Regions from separate parts of the Homo sapiens genome. Here region 1 is linked to region 2. The links are chromatin loops, found by intact Hi-C in ENCODE. Cell type or tissue: CD14-positive monocyte. All regions are shown on one strand. Links, peaks and the distances in the headings refer to the core of each region. The heading gives the core; the rest is flanking DNA.

What was found. Peaks named below come from ENCODE experiments on the same cell type or tissue, not always from the same donor. Only the 100,000 strongest peaks of a DNase experiment are listed, where the experiment ranks them.
Region 1: it touches region 2 in a loop (3-fold over the local background); 2 of 110 quality-filtered maps call a loop at or near these places.

What each region holds. Positions count from the first base shown.
Region 1 is chr1:153,850,130-153,858,129 of GRCh38, forward strand. All of the region lies in intron 1 of GATAD2B (GATA zinc finger domain containing 2B), which reads right to left. It also overlaps the pseudogene LOC645965. Among named protein-coding and RNA genes, the nearest start is that of GATAD2B, 69 kb to the right of the region's middle. In CD14-positive monocyte, for the core only: no CTCF peak of the experiment used is centred there; a DNase peak (open chromatin) is centred at 4,362; H3K4me3 peaks cover 439 bases; H3K27ac peaks cover 3,062 bases.
Region 2 is chr1:153,794,024-153,809,301 of GRCh38, forward strand. GATAD2B (GATA zinc finger domain containing 2B) reads right to left here. Exons shown (of 11, transcript NM_020699.4): 11 at 10,702-15,278. It overlaps LOC124904425 (a long non-coding RNA gene), which reads left to right and starts at 7,498. Exons shown (of 4, transcript XR_007066633.1): 1 at 7,498-7,571; 2 at 7,694-7,801; 3 at 7,930-8,611; 4 at 8,700-9,064. LOC124904426 (a long non-coding RNA gene) reads left to right here. Exons shown (of 3, transcript XR_007066634.1): 3 at 1,125-1,171. It also overlaps the pseudogene LOC343052. In CD14-positive monocyte, for the core only: no CTCF peak of the experiment used is centred there; DNase peaks (open chromatin) are centred at 9,638, 11,518 and 12,498; H3K4me3 peaks cover 1,392 bases; H3K27ac peaks cover 4,137 bases.

The DNA of each region.
Region 1 (8,000 bases), core at 1-8,000, 49 kb after region 2:
GCTTAAACTGTGGATCTGTTCCTCCAGAGTAGCTTTACATATGCTTCCGCTGGTTACCCCAAGGGTATTATACAGGGTCCTGAATAATTTTTTTATATTCATTTCCCAGTTTGGGGATCTCAGACCAAGCTGGTGATAATAATTTAAACCCACACAAATAAGCCCATACTTAATTATTTTTCCTTTTTAGGACAGAGTCTCACTCTGTTGCCCAGGCTGCAATGCAGTGGCACAAACTTGGCTCACTGCAGCCTTCACCTCCCGGGTTCAAGTGATCCTCCTGCCTCAGCCTCCTGAGTAGCTGGGATTACAGGCATCCGCCACCATACCCAGCTAATTTTTGTATTTTCAGTAGAGACCAGGTATCACTATGTTGGCGAGGGTGGTCTCGAACTCCTGACCTCAAGTGATCCGCCCACATCAGCCTCCCAAAATGCTGGGATTACAGGTGTGAGCCACTGCGCTCAGCCTAATAAGCCCATACTTAATTTTTAAAAAATTGTTTGTTGGCCAGGTGCGGTGGCTCACACCTGTAATCCCAGCACTTTGGGAGGCCTACGCAGGCGGATTGCTTGAGGTGAAGGAGTTTGAGACCAGCCTGGCCAACATAGTGAAACTTCGTCTCTACTAAATAAACAAAAATTAGCCAGGCGTGGTGGTGTGCGCCTATAATCTCAGCTACTCAGGAGGCTGCGGCAGGAGAATCGCTTGAACCTAGGAGGCGGAGGTTGCAGTGAGCCGGGAACGCGCCACTACACTACAGCCTGGGTGACAGAGCAAGACTCCACCTCAAAAAAAAAAAAGTTTTTTTTTGTTTTATTGTGGTAAAAACACTTAACACAAGATCTACCCTCTTAACAAATTTTCAAGTGTACAATACATTAATGTTGACTATAGGTACAGTGTTGTATGGCAGATCTCTAGAGCTTTTTCCCGTTTGACATTAATTTTACATACATTGTTTAGCAACTCCCCAATTTCTCCTCCCCCTCAGCCTTTGGCAACCACCATTTGACTCTGTCAACCTATGAATCTGACTAGATACCTCACATAAGTAGACTCACATAGTTATTTATCTTTCTGTGACTGTATTATTTCCCTTAGCATAATGTCCTCAAGCTTCATCCATGTTGTCACTCTTTGGGATCCTGATTTTATTTTGGATAAATATCTAGAAGCATGATTGCTAGACCATCTGGTAGTTCTATATTTAATATGTCAAGGAACCTCCATACTGTTTTCCATAGTGGCCGCTTGTACCATTTTGCATTCCCACCAACAGTGTGCAAGGGTTCCAATTTCTTCACTCCCTTGCCACTTAAAAAAAATAGCCATCTTGACATTGACAGGTGTGAAGTGATGATATTTCATTGTGGTTTTGATGTGTACTTCTCTGATGATTAGCAATGTTGAGCAATTTTTCATATACTTGGCCACTTTTATGTCTTCTTTGGAGAATGTCTATTCAGGTCCTTTGTCCATTTTTTTTTTAATCTTACAGTGAATTATATTGAATTCAAAGGTAGTATTCCTATTTGAGAAATAAAAAACTAAAATCAAGTTGTACAAGCAATCATCATGAGATAAATCAGTAAAGAGGCCTGCTCAGATCATACCAGAGCAGACACCAGTTTCTACCCCAGCCCGCATGAAGATGTTTTTATTCAACACAAACAGTAACAGAGGGTAACACAATGGCCACAGAATGAGAACATAAGTGCACTTGAATTTTTTGTGAGTTCTGGCTAGGCTCTAACAAGCCTAGCATTCTTTTCTTACCAGGTGAACAGAAATCATCTGCTAAAGCCAGAAACTTTAAAGCTCTTAATCCAGCTGGAAATAACTATAATTGAGGGCCTTTTTACTAGCTACTTGCTTCCCAATTTAGGGTTGCCTAGCAGGGTTAATTTCAACATAACGAAAGGTGTTAACTGGCTGGCCGCATCATTCACTGGTGACAGGGGCAAGTTTAATGAGTTTTGTGCTCAGATCGCTGGGCCTCCTGGCTGCTCTTGTCCATCTCTGCACTTTGGTCCTAAGCATTCTGAGACTCAGTCAGTTGAGGGTGAAAGGGACCTACCAGCCAGTTGAGGGGCATGTTGTTAACAAGAAATCCATCAAGTCATCTAAAGATTCCTTCATTTTCTGCAGCTGCCCCTTGCTAGAAGTGGAGGCTGTCAGACACTTCCTCAAAGGAGGCAGCATTGCAGAACACTGAGTAGATGTCGCCTGCCATCACCCTCATATGCTTGGCCTGACCTTGGATGTTCTGTGGTCATCATGGATGTTGGACAGAAGGCCGTGGCATGTGGTCTGGAGCTGCTAAGTCAGGTTGCAGGCAATAGCAAGAGTACGTGACTCGATGTGCTCTGCACAGTGGGACTCATCAGTATCATCGTATCCAATATTCCTTTTCCACTCCACCCATGAGAGCTAGAGCTTATCCTGAGCATCCTGAATTTTCTGATTGGCACTATGCACACTCTTCCTGGCAAATTCAATCAAGTGAACAGAAGAACGGAGCTGAGAAATGGTCTCTTGGCTTTTTTGCTTAGCTTCTTTAACCCTGCTGAGAGCCTGCTCATACGAAGTGAAGCTTGGTAGACAGGGAGTGAAGCTTGGTAGACAGGGATCCCAGTCTAACATAACAACTTGGCTTCTGAACCATATCATATCCTTCAACTTTTTTTGCTTCTTTTTCTAGTTCTTCCCCAGTGAGAGGGAGGTACTGTCCTACCAAGAGCTCTGATTTGGTGAGCGCATGTTCCAAGCCACTGCTCATGAGCTGCATTATCTGACTTCCTAAGCTTGTGTTAATGCTGCCACTGACACAGACTTGGGTCTTCTCCACAGTGCCAGTCACTACCCCTTTGGTCTTGTCCATCAACCCTGTGATGAATCCTTGGCCCCAGTCACAGTAGTCGTCACAGCATCTTTTGCCCCAGTCACAGCACCTTTGGCATTGGCAACAACCTGAGTTGATGGCTGATTCAGAATAGGCAGTCTCTCCTCAATCCTGTCTAGCCCCTTACAGACACGGATATTGGCAACTGCAATTTGCAGCTCTAGCTTCTGGATGATGGGCAGAGCACACTGGTCATGGCCACCGAGGTGATGGTCTTCACACCCTTCCCTGCCATCTCACACACAGACTTCAAGTAGGACACTGGTCCTTTGTACTGACATGGGCTGAGGACATGGGGTCATATGTGGAGCTCATCAAGGGCAGGTTGACCACCCGAGTCATCACACTCAGTTGTGGATCAACTGCAACAGATGCCATTTTTCTTCCTGGAGAAATAAATCAACGGACGGCAGTGAAGCGCCTATTTTTTAATATACATATATTTTTTGCTACTGAGTTGTATGAGTTCCTTACATATGTTGGAGATTAACCCCTTATCAAATATATGGTTCACAAACATTTCCTCACATTTTGTAGATTGCCTTTCCATTCTGCTGTTTGCTGTGCAGAAGCTTTTTAGGTTGATGCAGTTCCACTTGCTTTTGTTGCCTGTGTTTTTGATGTCATATCCACGAAATCATTGCCAAGACCAATGTCATAATGCTTTTTCCCTGTTTTCTTCTTATGAGTTTTATAGTTTCAGGTCTTATGTTTAACTCTTTAATCCATTTTGGGTTGATTTTTGTGTACAGTACAAGATAATTTCATTATTTTGCTGTGGATATCCACTTTTCCCAACAACATTTGTTGGAGGGACTATCCTTGCCCTATTGATCCTTTCCTTATTGTATATTCTTGAGTCCAAACATAAATTTTCAGGAGACATTCCCATCTACCCCCAGCCAGAGCCCAAGCTGAGACACAGAAGTTTCCTTGTTTCCTCAAACTAGTAGATGGAATTTTCTGTGGTCCCTTCCTTTCTCTTGAGTATGAACCTTCAAGGCTCCCTGCTTTATATAGAGATTTGCATTTCTAACTCTGTTCCATACAGGCCTAAGGCTCATGGACATTAAAACGAAGCCTTTAGGCCAGGCACGGTGGCTCACACCTGTAATCCCAGCACTTTGGGAGGCTGAAACGGGCGGATCGTGAGGTCAGGAGATCGAGACCGTCCTGGCTAACATGGTAAAACCCCGTCTCTACTAAAAATACAAAAAAATTAGCTGGGCTTGGTGGTGGGCACCTGTAGTCCCAGCTACTCGGGAGGCTGAGAGAGGAGAATGGTGTGAACCCGGGAGGTGGAGCTTGCAGTGAGCCGAGATCTTGCCACTGCACTCCAGCCTGGGCGACAGAGCAAGACTCCGTCTCAAAAAACAAACAAACAAACAAACAAAAACCAAGCCTTTCAGTAACTGAGACTAGGCAAAGCACCCAGAAATACCACAGCATTAAGTAACATGCATACTGCTCATTTTCAGTTCCTCTTTCATTTGCAGTCCCTGAGAATTTTCCTTAATTCTTTCAGGCTCAACTAGCTATACATTTTTAAAAGTTTGTTTAAAAATTAAAAAATAGTTGTTACATTTCATCCAGCATTACTAGGTGTTTTGTAATGAAATAGCAGAAGTGTTTTAGGTTATATAGTCTATTATACTGCCATTATAAAATATGCTGGTCTGGAAATTTAACATTTATTTTCATAAGAACTAGTTCAGTTCATATAAACAAAATAACTCCACAGACGACTAATTGCAAAAGGAAAAACACATCTTAACAATGGAACAATCTTGCTGTTACCTTACCGTAGGGATCAAACTTTTCACTGCAGGCATTGAGACAATTAACATGGAAACAATCTGACAAATCTACAATGTGGAACATATTTCAAATCAATGAGCACGGTCTCTTCAAAAAAGTTGATATAAAAAAAAAGAGGTGGTGATACAGACTGTTCTAGGTTAAGAGAGACTTACAGACATAATCAAATATAATGTATAATCTTTGATTGAATCTTGGTTTAAACACAGCTACAAAAGATACTATGGGGAACTGGGTAAATTTTCAAATGGACTAAGTATTAAATAATATTAGGGAATTATTATTAATCTTGTTGGTTATAATGGTATTGTGGTTGAATAGGAGATTGTCCGTATTTTTTTGAAACGTAACTGTAGCATTAGCTTTCTTTTTGTTTTTTTTTTTTGTTGTTGTTGTTTTTGAGACAGAGTCTTGCTCTGTTGCCCAGACTGGAGTGCAAGATCTCAGCTCACTGTAACTTCTGCCTCCTGGGCTCAAGTGATTCTCTCACCTCAGCCTCCCGAGTAGCTGGGATTACAGACAGGTGTCCCCACGCCCGGCTAATTTTTGTATTTTTAGTAGAGACAGGGTTTTCCTATGTTGGCCAGGCAGGTCTCAAACTCCTGACCTCTAGTGATCCACCCACCTTCCCCCTCCCAAAGTGCTGGGATTACGGGCGTGAGCCCAGCCTACTATTAGTTTTCTATGGCTGCTATAATAAATTACCACAAATTTAGTGGCTTAAACACAATACAAATTGTATTACCTTTCATTCAGAAAGTCATTAAGTCTAAAATGGGTCTAATTAGGCTAAATTCAAGGTATGAGTATGGCTCCTACTTATTTTATATATTTTTTTTTTACACAGGGTCTGGCTCTGTCACCTGGGCTGGAGTACAGTGGCATGATCTCGGCTCACTGCAACCTCTGCCTCCTGCAGCTCAAGCGATTCTCCCACCTCAGCCTCTGGGACTGGGAGTAGCTGGGACTACAGGTGCGCATCACCACGCCCAGCTAATTTTTGTATTTTTTGTAAAGATGGGTTTTTGCCATGTTGCCCAGGCTGGTCTCGAACTCCTGGCCTCAACTGATTCATCCGCCTTGGCCTCCCAAAGTGCTGGGATTACAGGCATGAGTCACCGTGCCCAGTCAGCTCCTACATTTCTTCTGGAGTCTCTAGAGGAAAATCCATTGTCCTGCTGTTCCCTGCTACAGACAATCTACTCTGCTGGGTTCATGGCCACTTTCCTCATCTTCAAGTATCAGGCCTACTCCTCTGACTGCCAACTCTTTGACACTCTTCTGCCTCCTTTAGGACCCTTATGATTATATTGGCCCACCTGGATAATCTAGAATAATTTCCACATTTTAAGGTCAACTGATTAGCAACCTTAATTCCATCTGCCATCTTAATTCTCTGTTGCCATGAAACGGAACATATTCACAGGTTATGGGGGCTGGAGTATAGACATCTTGGGAGAAGGGGCATTATTTTGCCTACCACAGCAATCTTAAGTATTTAGAGGTGAAAGTCTAAAACTTACTTTGAAGTGGTTTAGAAAAAATGTTTATGCTATATATCAACAGCATATTGGTATGTGCCAAGCAAATATGGCAAAATATTCACTGCTGAACAAGATGGTAGTTACACAGCTGTTGCTCGTACTACTCTATTTTTCTATATGCTTAAATATTTTCAATTTAAAATTTAAAAACTAAAAACATTTAAAACTTTAAGATTAAAAAAATTAAAACAAATAAGCTGAACACAATGGATTCCTTTTTCTAAAAATGTCTACTGAGCACGGTAGCACACACCTGTAATCCCAGCACTTTGGGAAACTGAGGTGGAAGGATCACTTGAGGCCAAGAGTTCAAGATCTGGGCAACATAGCGAGACCCCCATCTCTAATAAATAAACCAACTAACCAAAAAAAAGAAAGAAAGAAAAAAGAATGCCTTTAACTTGACCACTCAGAACTGGAAAGTAATGTGGCAGAACATGGACAGTCCATGACATTTAATTGAGCAGTATGAAATGCAAGTAGCCTAGCCCTCCAGATACTATGGATATGGTTACTTGTTGGCTTGTAAGGGATTAAATTCCTTTTTGCATGCAGATGATAGGGTTTCATCTGAAGACTGAAATGATTATGTTAATCATCACAGCCCTATTTGCCTTGGGGAAAAAACATATCAGATAAGAAACCTGGACTACTATGTCTTCCTTTTGTATGTAAAAAGGAATAAACAGTATGCTTTATAATTCCTTATAAAGCATAACTTAAATATACATATGCATATGCATATATATATATATATATATAAATTGGCCGGGCGCAGTGGCTCACACCAGCAATGCCCAGCACTTTAGGAGGCCAAGGCAGGCGGATCACCTGAGGTCAGGAGTTTGAGACCAGCCTGGCCAACATAGTGAAACCCTGTCTCCACCAAAAATACAAAATTTAGCTGGGTGTGGTGGTGCGCACTTGGAGTCCCAGCTACTCGGGAGGCTGAGGCAGGAAAATCGCTTGAACCCGGGAGGCGGAGGTTGCAGTGAGCCAAGATCGCGCCACTGCACTCTAGCCTGGGCGACAGAGGGAGACTCTCAAATGTGTGTGTGTGTAATTATAACTTGCCTTTGATATAGTGTCCCTTCATAGAAAACGGATGCCCTTTTCTACTGTAGGCACTAATTAAATTAGTGGCACCTGATAAACTTTTCACATTGATAAAATATGTAAAACTTAGTCACTATATTCACTATAGTCCCCTTATCAAGTTAGAAAGTGGGAGGTAAAAAAGGAGAGAGAGATGTCTCTGGAATGGTCCTGGAACATGAGTCCTTAAGATATTTATAATCAAGAAGCGCTGAAATCATCATCCATTCTTACATGTGAAGAAGAGCTCCTTTGTAGTTTGCCTTCTGCCACAGGAGACATCAATCAGCCAGAGGTCCAAGACCTGTTTACCCCTACGTAATGTTTTTTAAAACTCTGAATTAGATAATCCAACAAGACCTTCTTTCTGAAGGCTGGAAGCAATAAGAACTTCCATCTCATTGAAGAGGTCAAGTGAAGATTCTTTTGAAATCATTCAGTTTTGAAGCACCTACCTAGTATTGTAAGAAATACAAATAATTTGACAGTGAATTCAAGGATAATATAGTAACTGGAGAAATCTGGAGATGCAATTGCTCTCAAATAGAGAAGAGGCCCAGTAACAAGAATGTTAAAATGTGGCTGACTTCAAGAATAGGATCAAGGTCTCAAACTAGATAGTTCTGAATTCTTCCCCC
Region 2 (15,278 bases), core at 7,279-15,278:
GCTCCCCAAAGCAAGACCAGGGCCCCCACATTGTGCGCCAAAGTGCGGGGTGGAGAATGCCCACAGCCCAAGGGCCCCCAGGCTGAAGGCAGGAGACTGGGGCTGCTGGAGAAGTTGCCCAGGCTGAGGGGCCGTGCCTGGCAGGGACATGGGGCTGCTGCTGCTGCTGCTCCCAGGCTGGGGTAAGAGGCTGAGCCATGGGGGCCATAGGGAAAGCCAGGGCAGAGGGACGGGGAAGAAAAAGAGGCAGGCATAGGGGTGGGAGAGTTGCGGGGCAAGGTTGGGGAAGCAGAGGGATGGAGGTGGCCGGAGTGGAGATGGAGAAACCCTGAGGACAGCAGAGGAGAGGGGTGAGCAGGAGGGGCAGGCAGGGCTGCGGGAGAGCTGTGGGGGGTGCTCTAGGAGCCCAGGCTTTGGGGCACAGTGGCTAGAAGGGGACCTGGGGGCCACGTGAGGCAAGTGGCTGAGCAGACTGCGGGGCATGCAGAGGCAGGGCCCCAGAGGCTTACCCACAGATGTCCCTGAGCCAACCAAGGCTGGCTGAGCCCCCTGCCCATGTGCCCCTCGGAGGCTCTGTCTGCCCGCCTATCCACCCCATCTGCTGGGGGTCCTGGCTCAGCCTTACAGGCTGAGTTATTGTATTTATGGGGGTGTGTGGGAAGGGAGGCTGTGGGTTCACAGCTCTGCTCATGCATTTCTGGGCCTGTGCTGTTAGTGTCTGTGGCCCTGTGCTTATGTATTTGTGACTTTGAGTCTGTAGGGACATCTATGTGTGACCTGTGTTTGGGGCCTCCTTGAGTGTGCATCTGGGATGGAATCTGTCTGTGTCTAGAAGACCTGGTGGCCAGTGAGGTTGTGATTTTTAATCCAAGTGTGTGTGTGTCCGTGAATGAGTGTGTGTGAGTGTAAGTGTGTTCCTTCCCTATTCAGAGGCCAGGGTCCTGGTGGCGGGAGGGGGAAGGGGGAGAGCCAGGAGTCCTGGGAAGCTGACCCTGCAGGCAGACAGGCAGATGGGCCGGTGGGGGAGGGAGGGGGCGATCCCATTGTCCCCTGGGGAGCACAATGCTCACGCCTCAGCCCCTGACCTCACCATTGTGCCCACCCCGCCCCCTCCCCGTTGCCAGGGCCCAGCTGAAAGAGGCCATCAATCACAGCCGGCCCGCCAGGCCCACACCGCACCCGCCAGCCGGACAGTGGCCCGCCCTGCTCCTCAGATGGCCAGGCCCTGCCCTCTCTTCCCTGTTCCTCCTTTGCTGACCCAAAGTCTCCCTAAAGTCAAGTCCTGTCCCTTGCCCCTCGCCAAGGCTGGGAGGGAATCAAAGCCATGGGGGAGGTGGTGGACAAAGGGTGGGCCTCAGGGGGCCGCCGTGTTCAGGCTGTGCTGGCTGTCCCTACAGGCTGTGCTGCAGGCTCCGAGCTGGCCTTCGTGCAGGAGCTGGGGGACACAGTGGCTGTGTGGGAGCACCCACTGGTGCTGCCCTGCCAGGTGGAGGGTGAGCCGCCTGTGTCCATTTCCTGGCAGCGGGATAGGCTGGCCTTAGCCAATGAGAGTGGTGTCACCCTGATGCCAGATGGCTCCCTGCACCTGGCCGCCCTGCCTTCCCGCCGGAGCCTCCCTTCCCGTGCCCACGAGTACCACTGCGTGGCCCAGAACCGCTACGGGCGGCTGGTGAGCCGACAGGCCCGGGTACAGCTGGCAAGTAAGTGACAGGGCTGCTCCTGGGATTGGGGGATGAGAGTTGGTGGGGCACCCACAGAAGGCACCCATGGGGCCCAGACTCGCTGAGAGTGGGCCTGAGCAGGGCCAGCCCAGCCATTAGACACAGTGTACACACTGGTAGAGCCTCTGATTCTTTTAGGGGCCCACAAAAATGTTTTAACTTCTTCAAAACCAGAAGAAAAAAATGAATACAATAATAAATATGTAAAAATGAGTCCAGACTGGATTATACTTGTCTATATTCCAATGCCATTGTAAACTATGATTTAAAATTTTTGTAATGGAGGAAGGCAAAGTGCTTATAGCCCACAGAAGTCCTAGACATGAGGCTGCAGGGCTCTATACTGAAGAGGATGTGGCAGATGTGGGCACAGAGGTGGGGCCCAGCCCTGGGACTTGGTTGTGGGGGGATAGCCCAGGGCCAGCTCTGCAGGTGCCCAAGTGGCCCCCCCATCCTCTAGGTCTGTCCCGCTTCCACCAACATCCAGAATCCATTGAGGTGGAGCGGGGTGGAGTTGCTCGCTTCCAGTGCCTGATCCAGGGGGTGCCTGAGCCATCCATTTCCTGGGAGCACAATGGCACAGCCCTGAATACTGCCAACCACCGGTGAGCACCTGCCAGGAGTGCAATGGGACGGTGGGCTGTGGGCCAGGGCACAGGCCATGGAGCCCTGACCTCTGCATCCTCAGGGTCACACTGCTGCCTAGTGGCATCCTCCACATCACCAGTGTGAGCCAGACTGACATGGGAACCTACCGCTGCGTGGCATGGAATGTGGCCAGTACCCGCCACAGCCAGGATGCCCAGCTGACCCTGAGTGGTAAGCCAGGCCCAGTGTGGGCACTGGGCAGAGGGGAGGGTATGGTTGCTGTGGTTGTACATGGGACAGGCAGGCATTTTGAGCACCTATGACTGTGCCAGGTGTGGGAGGGCAGCAGGCTTGAGCCATCCCTGGCTTCCTGGAGCTCACAACCTGAGAGAGAAGGTGGTGCTGCGGGAACCCAGGGTTGGGCTGTGGGCAAGGATTGTCAGGGGCTTCTGGAGTAAGCTACCCCAAGCCGGGTGTTGAAGGGTGAGTGGAGAGAGGCAAGCCAAGGTCAGGAGGTAAGGGCGGGGGCATTTCCTTGGACAAATGCACAAGGGTGAGGACAACAAAGTTCACACAGGCAGTTCTGTGTTGCTGGACCACAGAATGGGCAGAATTCAGGGTAGCAAAGTTAATGTTGGCGAGTAGGCAAGGCACATACCATGAAAGGAGTTTGGACTTGATCCAGAGGGTAGTGGGAGCTCTGGAGGGTCTAGCGTTGGGGCTGAGTCAGCCTGTGTTTTGAACACGTGGCCCCCATACACATGGCGTGTAGATGTGCATGTGTTCGTGTATGTGTCTGTGCTTGCATGTACATGTGCATGTGTGCATGGACACTTGCACGTCTCCTTCTTGGGGTGAGGATGAAAATAGCTTTGTACCTGAGATGAAACACCCAGGATGACCCCACTTGCAGGCCAAATGGGGTGGGAGAGTTTTGTGCCCAAAGTGAAGGCCACAGCAGAGCCTATGAGGAGCTGGTGCCTAGCAGGAGAGGCAGGTTAGACCCTGCCTAAACCAGAGATGCCGCAGGTGTTTGTGAGGGAAAGTCATGCCTGAATCAGCCACTAGGGGGCTCCAGGGTATAAATAAGCAAGTGTACCACGGGACACCACTGCTGCACCTGGGCGAACTTTCAAAACATCTCTGACAAAATCTCACCGAAGGCTATATCTATTTTTTTGTTTTTAGACGGGGTCTCGCTCTGTCGCCAGGCTGGAGTGCGGTGGCGCCATCTCGGCTCACTGCAACCTCCGCCTCCCGGGTTCAAGCGATTCTCTTGCCTCAGCCTCCCGCGTAGCTGGGACTACAGGCGCCCGCCACCGCACCCGGCTAATTTTTGTATTTTTAGTAGAGATGGGGTTTCACCATGTTGGCTAGGATGGTCTCCATCTTTCGACCTCGTGATCTGCCCGCCTCAGCCTCCCAAAGTGCTGAGATTACAGGCGTGAGCCACTGCGCCCGGCCGGTATATAATTTTTAAACTTAAGACTGGCAGGGGAAGGGGGAACGGTTGTGTTTCTGATCTGTAACTGACTTAGAAACTCAAAGCGAGGGTGGGGGTCAGCGGCTCCTCTGCAGGAGCAGAGGAGCCCAATGAGGTCCCTCTGGCCTGTGGTGTTCCGTTCCTATCCACAGTCTGGGGCAGGAGGGCAGGGCAGGAGGCTATGTCTCTCAAGGCTATCGAGCAGACATAGGATTCTGCTGCCCGCGGAGCAGGGAGACGAATGGCCAGAGAGCGACAGGAGGTTAGCAGGAGGAGCAGGCGCCTGTTGGGGGCAGAGGACCAATCAGAAACCGAAGGCTCAAGGGTTGCCTAAAGGAGCTGGTGTCAAGAGTAGTCTTCCCCAGGGGCAGGAGCTGGGGACCAAGGCCCCAAGCCATTCACCCCTAATGCACTCAACTGCACACACCTGGACAGGCACTTACCCTGGGCGTGCACCAGGGTGAGACAGAATTTCCCAGACTTCAAGGAGCTCACAGCGGCTAAAGAGGGGATCCTCTTTGTCAGCTGTTCAGTGCTACCAAGATCCAGGAAGTCCCCCAGTTCTGCCAGTGCCTCTGTCATTGGGCAAGTTACTTAACCTCTCTGATCCTTGATCTTCTCATGTAAATGGGGGAAATAACAGTACTCCGCACACAGGCTGTGGTGAGGGCAAAATGGGACAATCTGTGGGGCTCGCAGCCAATGTCTGGCATGGGGAAGGGGTCGGCCCGGGTGGCCCAGCCTCCCCTCACTGAACTGTCTGGCCAGGCAGGACACAGCCTCTTTGAATGAGGCCAGGAGATTCCAGGGCAGCCCACAGCCTGTACTGCAGCTTGCAAGAGGCAAATGGAGAAGGGCTGGGCCCAAAGTAGGCCTTCAATCTATAGTTGCTGAATAAGTGAATGAACAAAACACAATCCTACACCTTGAGGGATAAAGATGTGTAAGACTTTAGACCAGCCCTTGAGAAACTTTCATTTTAGAAACATTTTATCTGAGACATTCTTAATAAAGGGCATTTATGAAAGGAAAGACACGTTAAGTTCTCACATGATACAAGGTGGTAAAGAAAATGAGGATGATGGCCTATGGGAAGGCAGAGCTCTGTTTCACACGATGTTGTTCACAACTGTGCTCCCAGTGTGAGGGTGCTGCCTGGCACATGGGAGCCCCCAGTGATGACCTGTTGAATAAACTAATGAAACGGGGGAGCATGGCATAAAATGAAGATGTGATTTAGACCCAAAACAAGAGTTACTTTGGGAAAACACATCCTTCCTAAGCAGCTAAGCAGGCTGAGGTCTTAGGAGGCTGGTCATGCTTTCTGAGGGAGCGCCTCCTACTAACTTTGTGGGTGCCTCTACCTGCCCCTCAGGGTGAGGCGCCCAGGGAAGGTGGGGCCACCCACAGGGTTTGTAGGAGGAGAATGCTCTCTCCTCTCTCTCCGCACCCCCAGTCTACCAGACCTTCAGCCTGATAGCTACTTCCATGGGACTTTGGGCAGGTCATTTTTAAAATCTGTAAATTGGGGATGGAATAGCAGCTGCAAAGCACACCTCTGAGGTCTGGTGACATTTGTGGGCTGGAAGAGTGTGCTTGGAGTAGAAGTTGAGTATTGGAAGGAGGTTCTCCTTTCCTGATCCAATTTGCTTGTTTCCACCACACAGTGGGACCCCTGAGGCTGCTGCAGGAGCCAGAGATCCTGTCTGGGCCTCAGAACCTGACCCTCACAGTGCACCAGACGGCAGTGCTGGAGTGCATTGCCACCAGTCACCCTTGGCCGCTTGTCTCCTGGAGCCGCCTGGGTGCGCAGCCGCCCCCCACCCCCTTGCTGTCTCTCAGAGCCCTGTTCCCTCGTCCTATCCCAGCCTGACCCCCCAACGCCTTCTTGCAGATGGCCGCTCCATCGGCGTAGAGGGCATCCAAGTTCTGGACATTCTGGACACAGGGAATCTCATGATCTCCGACGTCTCAGTCCAGCACTCAGGTGTCTATGTCTGCGCCGCCAATCGGCCAGGCACCCATGTCCGGCGCACAGCGCAGGGCGTCCTGCTCGTGCAGGGTGAGCCCCAAGGGCCCAACTGGGTGGGGAGAGTGCTGGAGCACCCCAGCTCCCTGACAGGAGCCTGGATCTGGAGAGGGTCCAGGGCAGGAGGCAAGAGGCTGGGTCTCACGGCACCTTCCTCCATGCTATTGCCTGCCCAGCTCCCCGAGTTTGTCCAGTGGCCACAGTCCTTGTCCAAGCCTCCGGGCAGCAGTGCCATCTTCACCTGCGTGGCCCAGGGCGTCCCTGAGTCCCGTCTGGTCTGGCTGAAGAATGGGAAGGTGTTGAGTCCTGGGAATAACATCAGGCTGACTCACAACAATAGGTACTCGTGTCTCACCACTCCCCACTGCCCACTGGCAATGGTAGGTCCCCCTACCCACCCTGGGCGTCCACCCCCACCTACATGCAACACTCACTACCTAAATCTCAAAAATCCACACCCATCCACAAACCCCCAGCAAGTTACCTTCTACTTCCAGCAATTCCCCCCTCCCCCAGGAGGCTCTGCCCTGACTGCTCCATTACAGGTAATGTCCCCACACAGCCTCCTCCTCTAGGGCCACTCCACTAAGTCTTGGTGGGAAAGGGCTCCCAGTAGCTGAGTTTGTCTTTCTCTAGTACGCTGATGCTGGCAGGGGTTTCAGTTGAGGATGAGGCCATCTATCAATGCGTGGCAGAGAACAGCACGGGCTCCAACCAGGCCAGTGCCCGCCTGGTTGTGACAGGGGGCCCAGAGCCACCCCGTCCCCAGGGGCCTGCATGCCATGGCTCTCTCTACTTCTGCCATTCGAGTGTCCTGGGAGCCACCCCCCCCTCCAGCAGGGACATCATTGGCTACGTGCTGCACCTCCGGCCTGTGGGAGGTGGGTGTGGGTGGGTGGAGAGGGCTTTGACCTCAGAGCAGGGCCAGGGGCCAGGAGTCCCTGGCACCAGCCCATCTCTGCTCCTGACTGCTGATGTCCTGGGTGAGTCCCTCTCACTCTCTGAGCCCCAGTCTCCTCCATGACCCCAGACCCTTCTGGATTCTTCCCAGGCCTCTGGGCCTGTGGTTCTCTGGGCTGGCTGCCTCTGTACATGGTCTTTTGGTGCTTCCTTACTGCTTTTCAGCTTGACTCTAGGCCCTTTCCTCATCCTCATCCTCATCCTTTCTCAGCTTAGCTCCAACTTCTGTAGCTCCCTTCCCTGCTCTCCTTGGAGGCTTGGCTGGCCCAGCCAGGCACCAAGAGGGGCTTCGTCCCCAGTTTGTGAAGGTGTGGGGACGTGGCTAGTGAGAAGATGCTGCTTTGCTCCTCAGAGCCATCTGGCCCGGAGCTCCAAGAGGCCATAAGCAAAGGCACTTCTGAGCACGTCTTCTCCAACCTGGAGCCTGCCACAGCCTACACCATCCATTTGCGGGCCTACTCAGCAGAGGGTGCCAGTCAGGACTCTGCTCCCATCTTTGCCTCCACCATGGGCAGCAGTGAGTGACAGCCTCTCCAGCCCTGGGAAGTCCCTGGCCTCAGGTGGGCAGGGACTGCCAACTAGTTTGCTTGTTTTCCTCTGCAGCCCCTGCTGCCCTGGGCTTCTCCACCAAAGTGCTGAATGCCACCTCTGTGCAGGCCTCCTGGGAGCTGCCACCCCAGCTGGGGCCCATCCAAGGCTTCAAACTTTCACCGCAAGCTGCCTGCTGCCCATTTTCAGGGGCCTCTGCTCCTGGCCAGCAGTGTCAGCTCCTTCCTCTACACAGACCTGGGTGAGGCTCTGAACCTTCCTGTGCCACTCAAGGCCTGCCTTTCTCAGTGTGATCTTGCCCCAGGTACTGAGCTTCCTGGCCCAGAAATGCCCGTCCCCTTCACATTCCCCTGCTCCCGGCAGAACCGGCTGCTCTCTATGACATCAAGCTGCAGGCGTTCAATGGCAATGGGGATGGAAATAGCAGTGCCCGCTGTGTCTCATTGTGTGATGTGCCCCTGGCCACTCCTGGTAAGTGGGGTCTGGTAGGAGGGTAGTAGGGCTGGGGTCAGAGCAGGCCCCTCTGATAGGACCCATGGCTGCCAGTCTTCAGGAAGAGGGCTGGGCTTCACCTCCAACCCTGGTCCTCTCTCTGACAGATGGCACAGTGTCCACAGAGTCCAAGACTGGGTGCTCTTGCAGCCAGGGTGAGAGCAGCCCACTGCCTGGGGTTGTGGTGGGCATCCACGTGGGCCTGGCTGCCCTCATCATTTGCCTCCTCTGCCTCTTCCTGGGCTGGAGACATAGCTAAGGGCCAGGTAAGGGCTAATGTGGGAAATCTGCCAGGGAGACAGTCTGCATCACTGTGGCACAGGGCCAAAGAGAGCAAAAAAGCCCCAATCTACAACCAATCAATTTTACCAATGAGGAGACTCAGGCAGAGAGAGGAAGCCAATTCTTTTCAGAGCTGTGTGGTACCAGGGGCAGGAGAAGGCCTGCCATGAGCCGGGAAGAGAGAACTGGGGCTCCCAAAGCAAAGAACAAGGGCAGCAGAAATGAGCTAGAGCCAGTTCCCTGCCATCCAGCAGCATGAAGAGGGGTCCACCCTCTCCATCTCTGGGGAGCATGGAGCAGGAGGAGGGGTTGGGAGCCATGCGAGGCAGAGGGAGGCACCAGACAGACCACACTGCTGACCCTTCCTACCCGGGCAGCCTCCTCTGCAAACAGGAGTCCCAGGAATGCTGGGCAGTGCCTCGGACTGCCTCGGACAGAACTGGGGGCCATCAAGGCCAGACTCAGAGTGGAGGGAAGCTGGGGGAGAAGACTGAACTCACCACCCAGGTGAGGCGGATTCAGTGATGGGGAATGAGTGGGGGAAACTGGAGTGTTTGAGGCCTTGGTCCAGAGGCCTGACCTCCTTCACCCTCAGGTGACTGTGGAACAGCTGGCCTTGGCCTAGGGCCCTCCAAGTTGGCTCCCTCCGAGATGCCACTAACTCCAGATACACCAAAGAATCTACCTCACCTGTCCCTGTCACCCCAGAGTCAGGAAAGAACCAAAAGTCCCTCAGCTCCTCTCCGGGGAGGGGCAGGACTGGCCATAGTGGGAGAGAAGAGGGTGTGGTTTCTCTGTTCCTCCCAGACCTCAAGAAATGGGAGAATCTGCATCCCTTCCCCCAACACACCAAATAACCTCAAACTAAACCAAGCCCAGCTGGGAGTTACCCCCAACCCAGTTACTCCTGCCTCATAACCCCATCCAGTATATTCACCTCTTCTTGATCCAAATATGAACCTGCCCAAAGACACCTAGCTTTAAGGGTTCCCCACAAAATGGCGGCAGGGGAAGAGGCTCTGTCATCACCTCCATCTCACAACCTGAAGCCCTCCAGTCTAAAATCTGTCTCTGTCTCCTCGTGCCCAAGCTGAGCTCTGCCCAGGGACAGGCGACCTGCATTCCTTGTGGTCCGAGTGAGCAGGTGGGCAAAGGGGGTGCAGAGTTTCTTGCCCCCCTTCTCCCTACAACATGACTCTTAAATATCTGAGCTCATATGAGCTTCTCTGAGCAACCAAATACCCATTTCCCCCTTCCCAGATCCAAAGCACTGGCTCCTCCGCAGGGGGTCCTCCTTACCCATTTGATTTTTATTTTTGAAAGAGATTAGTTTGAGTCAGGGTTTTGGCAGTCTTGAATCGCCTGTAGAATGAGCACAGAGGCTGGGGAGCACTCCCCATCTCCCCTCCCTCAACTCTTGGGGTCTGAAGAGCACCTCTTTCCCACTTCTCCCTCTACCAGCCTATTGGCATCCAGAGCACCACAGTCCCTCCTTATCCAGCTCTGCCATGCTCTAAAGCCAAAGCCCCAGCCACTTCCTCAATCACTCTCTCTCCAAGGCTGCCCAGTATTGTGCCAAAAAGGGAAGGGTCTTGGGGGAAGGAAAGCCCATGGCTTAGAGGACCCCAAAACTGTCTCCTGTGCTCTTATAGAGTAATGCTAGTACCAATGACAAGACTCCAGAAAGGCTGGGCTCTGGCCCTCCACAATAGTGCCCTCTGCACAAGGCACAGCAGCAGCTGTAACTAAAAAACGTGGCTGAGGAGCAAGAGGGCTAAGAATAGCCCCAAACATCAAGTCCTTGAGGAAATGACATCCTCTTCTCTGGTTGGGCCTGGTCTAACTGCTTTGTTGGAAATAAATAACCAAAACGGAAAAAATAAATTAGGATCTGGTTAATGCTTTGGGCTGAAAGGAAAACTTGGGGGAGGGGAGTGATGAGATGGTGAGAAAGTGTAGTTCCAGATCTTTCAGGGGATGCTGCATTCAGATTGTTAAAGAACTATATTCGGTAGTTTACTAGAAAACAGCAATGTGAACCCCTGCTGGTAAATAAGGCAACCGTCTAGAGGAACAAGCATGTTACAAAAGATTATTTATTTTCTTTTATAGAGATGGGGTCTCACTACATTGCCCAGGCTGATCTCCTGGCTCAAGTGATCCTCCCACCTTAGCCTCCTGAGTAGCTATAGGCATGCAGCACTGTGCCTGGCTAAAGGATTCTGTCACTAGAGACCAGAGCAGTGTGGTGGGAAGGGCCAAGCACTGCTAGGGGACACCTTTCCCTAGGAGAGAATGGAGACCCAGCCCCCTCCCCATGATACCATTAGACCTAAAGTCATCAGATAACTAAAGTGGGGTTGGTGGCTTCCAGAATACTGGCTCCAGCTAGAGCTGGAGGGGAACAAGAACACAGAAGTAGGTCAGGGCTTTAAACAATCATCACAATCAAAGAGAAGGATACAAACCAAAGGTACTCAGTCCGTGGCTGGACTGACTAGGGAAGACAGCCATAGCTCATCTCCCAATTACCCTGAAAATTCTCCCGCCAAACTGCCACCCCCAGCCCCATAACTAAAGCACAAGCCACAGGAAAGTTTTAGAAACCATTCCTTTCTTTATTAAACATAGCTTGCAAGTGATAAATATTACAAAGTTTTTTTTTCTTTTAATCCTTTCTCCAAAAATTAGCTTATTATTTGAATCTGTCACTGCTGAAATGCTCAGCAGCATCTGAAACAGATGGGAGTGTATTTGCCTTTTTGAAAACCAGTTTCTATTGGTCTTAGTTTTTTCATTTTATTTCCCAAACACAATGCAGAAAATCAGAATGAGTTAAAAAAGAAATAAAGGAAACTTAAAGAGAGTTGTGCAAAAGGGTCTTGTTCCCCTCCCACCCACCCTATTCAGGGAAGGCCATTCCCCATCCCACCTCCCTGCTCCCCACCCCCCAACCCCAATCTATCCTTTCACCTTCACCAGGGCTTCACCCATCACCCTGTACCCTCTCCAGGCTTTATCAGCCCAGAACCTAAAGAAGAGAGTAGGAGTACTCAGCCCAGGCTGTGGGGAAATTGGGCCCCTGAAGGAGACAGACTGTGAAACAGCTGCCTTTAGCGGGGTTCAGATGAAATCTGAGGAAAGGAGACAAAATGTGGGCTGTGTCTGCGCTCTCCTATTTTATCACCAAGATGGGGGAAAAGTTACACATCCTGTAGCTCACAAAGGGAGTAAATAACTAAAGCACCAACCTGGGGCATTCAATTGTCAACCACCCTTAAGGGCTCTGTGGTTGGCTGTGAGATGGGGCTTGAGGCCTAGTCCCCGCCCTCAGATGACTAGAGGCATAAAGGCAAAGATGTCACTGGTCTGATGCCCTGGACATGACTCTGCTGCCTCTCCCAAATCAAGGGTAACCATAGAGGACTGGCAGTTCTCCAAGAGCATTGTCATACACATAACCACTTCAACGCGAGTCACTTTCAGTTCCTCCCTGGTTTCTGGGCCCAACACTTTCCTCACCTCAAGTTGTTTTTTGGTTTTGGCAGGTGAGAAGTATAGAATTTTAAACTTGGTGGCCAGATGATCCCCCTCTTCACTTCACAGATAAGAAAATTGATACTCAGAAAATTAACTCTACCAAAGATCATATAGCAAGTTAGTAGGAGACCCCAGGTCTCCAGATTGTAGCCCCCTCAACCCCTTTTGTGTTGGTGGTTCTTTTTACTCTACAAAGTCCTGGACCAGGAGGTCTTGGCTTTCACAGGAGCTCAGCCTCACCTCGGTTCACGCAGCCTAAGGCTGTGCAGATGGATGTGGCTCTCACTAGGTGAAATTTCCTCAGGATGACTTATTAAAATCCTTTCTATCATCCCCTGACAATCCACCCTCAAAGGCCCATAAGACTAGGTTCTTTCTTTTTTGAGGAGGTGGGGTGGGGGAAATCCCTTGCATAAGAAAGCTTGACACTGAATTTTGTTATATAGGTATATTGTATATATGCTGATGCAATCAGAGGAAAAAAACAGTGCAAATACAATTACAATTCATAATAATACTTGGTTTCGATGCCCCCGGGAACTGCCCCATTCCTCGGCTACCTCCCAGCCCCCAGCACTTCCCCACAGTATCAACCTAATGCTGGGGGATAGGGAGGGTGGGCAGGTTAGGGTAGGGAGTGGGCTCTGCCAAGGCAGTGCTGGTGACCCGGAGGGACTACTCCAGGGTGGGGAGGCAAGGCACAAATTAGGGGTGGGTGGTGGGGGAGGTGGCATCTCTAAGGAGGGATGGGGTTGGAGCAGCTGCCAGTCTCAGTGTGCTGGGCCCGGCCCACTCCCCTACCCACCCTCCACAGCCCTGCCTCCCTACCCCCTCCCCTTCCCCAGAAACCCTTTTGCACGGATCATACACAAACGGGCACATTACAAAATGACATAACACAGTTTCACAATATCCATGGCTAGGGCTTTTTTTTCTCTTTTTCAGGTTTTTTTTTTTTTCTACACAATGTACAATTCCTTTTAAATGGATCAAGAAATAGCTTATATACATGAACGAGTCCTTGTTATAACATCTCGGCAGCAAATATCATAAGCTAATGAAGGTCTTGATGGAAAGGATGGGAGCCTAGGACGGGGGTGGGGGTAGGGGGTGTGGAGAGAAGGGTTATGCCTTCTGGAGGAGTGGGGAGAAAAGGGAATGATTAGGGAAAAGGAACAAAAGTAAAATATCAAGAAGCATCTTTACAAAGCAGTTCTATAGCTAATTCCTTTTAAAGGGGAAAGGAAAGGTAACCAAAGCAGGAAAACATTTATCTCTGTGTCTTAAAAAAAAATTGTCTACCATACATATATCCAAAAATGTGGGAAAAATACTTATTCCAGGGAGAGAGGGAGTTCAGATGCTGTGGTCAAATTATAAAATAAAATCGACAAATAAGAACCTCTGTCCCCTAGTTTTACTCAAGCCTTACCGCTATTCCACCCATTTCAGGCTTCCAGGGAGTAAGACACCAACCTTAAAATACTGCTTTTAGTGCCTCTGGGGATGGAGGAAGCCAGGCAGAACTGGTGGGATCCTCACTCTACTAATAATGCTCCAAACAGAGGGTCTTTCCTCCTGTCCTTAGGGCATGAGGTTTAGTGTCTACACGGCCCAGAGCCTGGAGATGGATAGTAACAAGTAGACTTGGAGGGACACAAGGCAATCAGTGATGAAAAAAAAGAGACGGAGAATTGAGGAAGACAGAAGGATGAGGAAGGAGGAGGGAAGGGAGGAGGTGGAAGGTTAACACTTTACCATGATTAGGGAGACCTCACCTCCATCACTAATCCCTGGGAAGAGTATGAAAATGGGGAGAAGAAAGGGTAAGAAATCAAACCTCAGCGGTTGAACAAAGGGTCACCGAGCTATACTAGTCAAGAAGCAGCTTCTATGTAACTGACCCTGAGGGGATAAAAACAGGGAAGATTCCACCATCTCCCCTGTGACCTCAGCACCTAAGCAGGCACTCGACTATAGGCTTTCCTTCTCCATGATTCCCCAACTCTATACATCTTACTTCCAAACCCCATTCTAAGGTGGCCTGGCTCCCAGGGAAAGGACTCAGCTCAGGGCAGGGCAGGGACAGCCCCCAGCCAGACGGTATTGCACATTCTCTGTTCCTTACTTTTAATCTCAACTGACAAACTTGGGCATCTCGTACCTCTGAGCACCTCTGAGCTTGGGGAGAGGGAGACGTAACAGAAATGGCACTTCATCATGAGGGAGGGAGGAAGAGGCTAGACAGACATGCCACAAGGCAAGATGACTTGTGGGGAAAACATTTTTAAAAAAAGCTTCCAATTTTGTGGAAGAGAGAAAAGCAAAACCAAACAATTTATCCAGTGCTTTCAAAGCACAGAGGGCAAAGAAAAGATGTAAGAATATATCTTTATATATATATATATAATTTTAAAATAATCCCAGACCCAGTTCCATTAACCCCCCTCCCTCTCCCACCACTTACAGTCAGGGGTACCACATTCCCCGGAAAAATACTCAAAAAACCCAATCACTACCTGTTACTAGCATCTAGCTTCCAGATCATTTCACCACTGGGGGAGCCCAGACACTGGCTGCATCTCTGCTCCTTTAAGTGCTCAATGAATTTGGGGTAAGGGAGGAAAGAAAAAAGCCAGGAAGGCCCGTAGGGCCAGTATAGTCACCCACAGTGGCACTGGGGTGTGGGGAGTAGAGGCCAGAGTAGGGGAACTGAGCCTGATTTTAGCTCTTTCTCCCACCCCACCTCCAAATTTTATGGGGAAGGTGTGCAGTTCATGTGTGTGTTAATTTTAAAAGTGCCTTCTTTAAAAAATTACTTAATTTTAAAAAATAAAAGTGGGGAAACTTCCTCAGGTGACTTTCAAGGGCAAAATATTAAACTTCTCCTCATTCTTCTCTGCTGAGAACATTCCCCCCAGTGCACTCTGGCAGCTTCTGGAGCCAGAGAGGCAGGTGGGTGTACACTATGAGAAGAGCAGAAACCCGTACCTTTAAGGGGCTTCCCTTACTTCAAAAACAGCCTGGTCCACTCCGTCTTCCCACAGTGTGGGCAAATGGGATGCTAATCTCCCCAGTCCCCAGAACAGCAACATTGCACAATTCAATTCATTCTCTACATTAGTAGCGCTTAAAAAAAAAAAAAAAAAAAAGGCAAAATTAATATCATTCTGGGGGCGGGCGGGGGGCAGTGGGAAGCAACTATTTGTACAGCAGAGGTCCTAAGCTGGTTTTGCCATGAGCTGTTTGGCTTTGAGCAGTTGGTTCTGCAGCTGGTGCAGCAGAGTAAGGACAGGACTCCAACCTGATTGTGTACCCCCAGCCTCTCATCTCCTGGCACTCAGAGGGTGAAAGAATAGGCAAATATGCGAATCTCAACTGTTGGAAGAGAAATCCTTTCTTTCGTCTAAGTCTATTTCCTCCTGTTGTCACTTGACTCATTTATGTCCACCCAACTTGTGGGACACCCAGCAAACAGCCTTGGAACAGCCGTTCCTCTGTATTATAGATGGGGCTATGGTTAGAGGGGATAGATTAGAATTTTTAAAAGCAGGGTGGGGTGAGGGAGAATTTTACAAAGAATACAAGATGAAATAATTTTGGGCTGGTTGGCCTGGAATAGACTTCCGTGTTC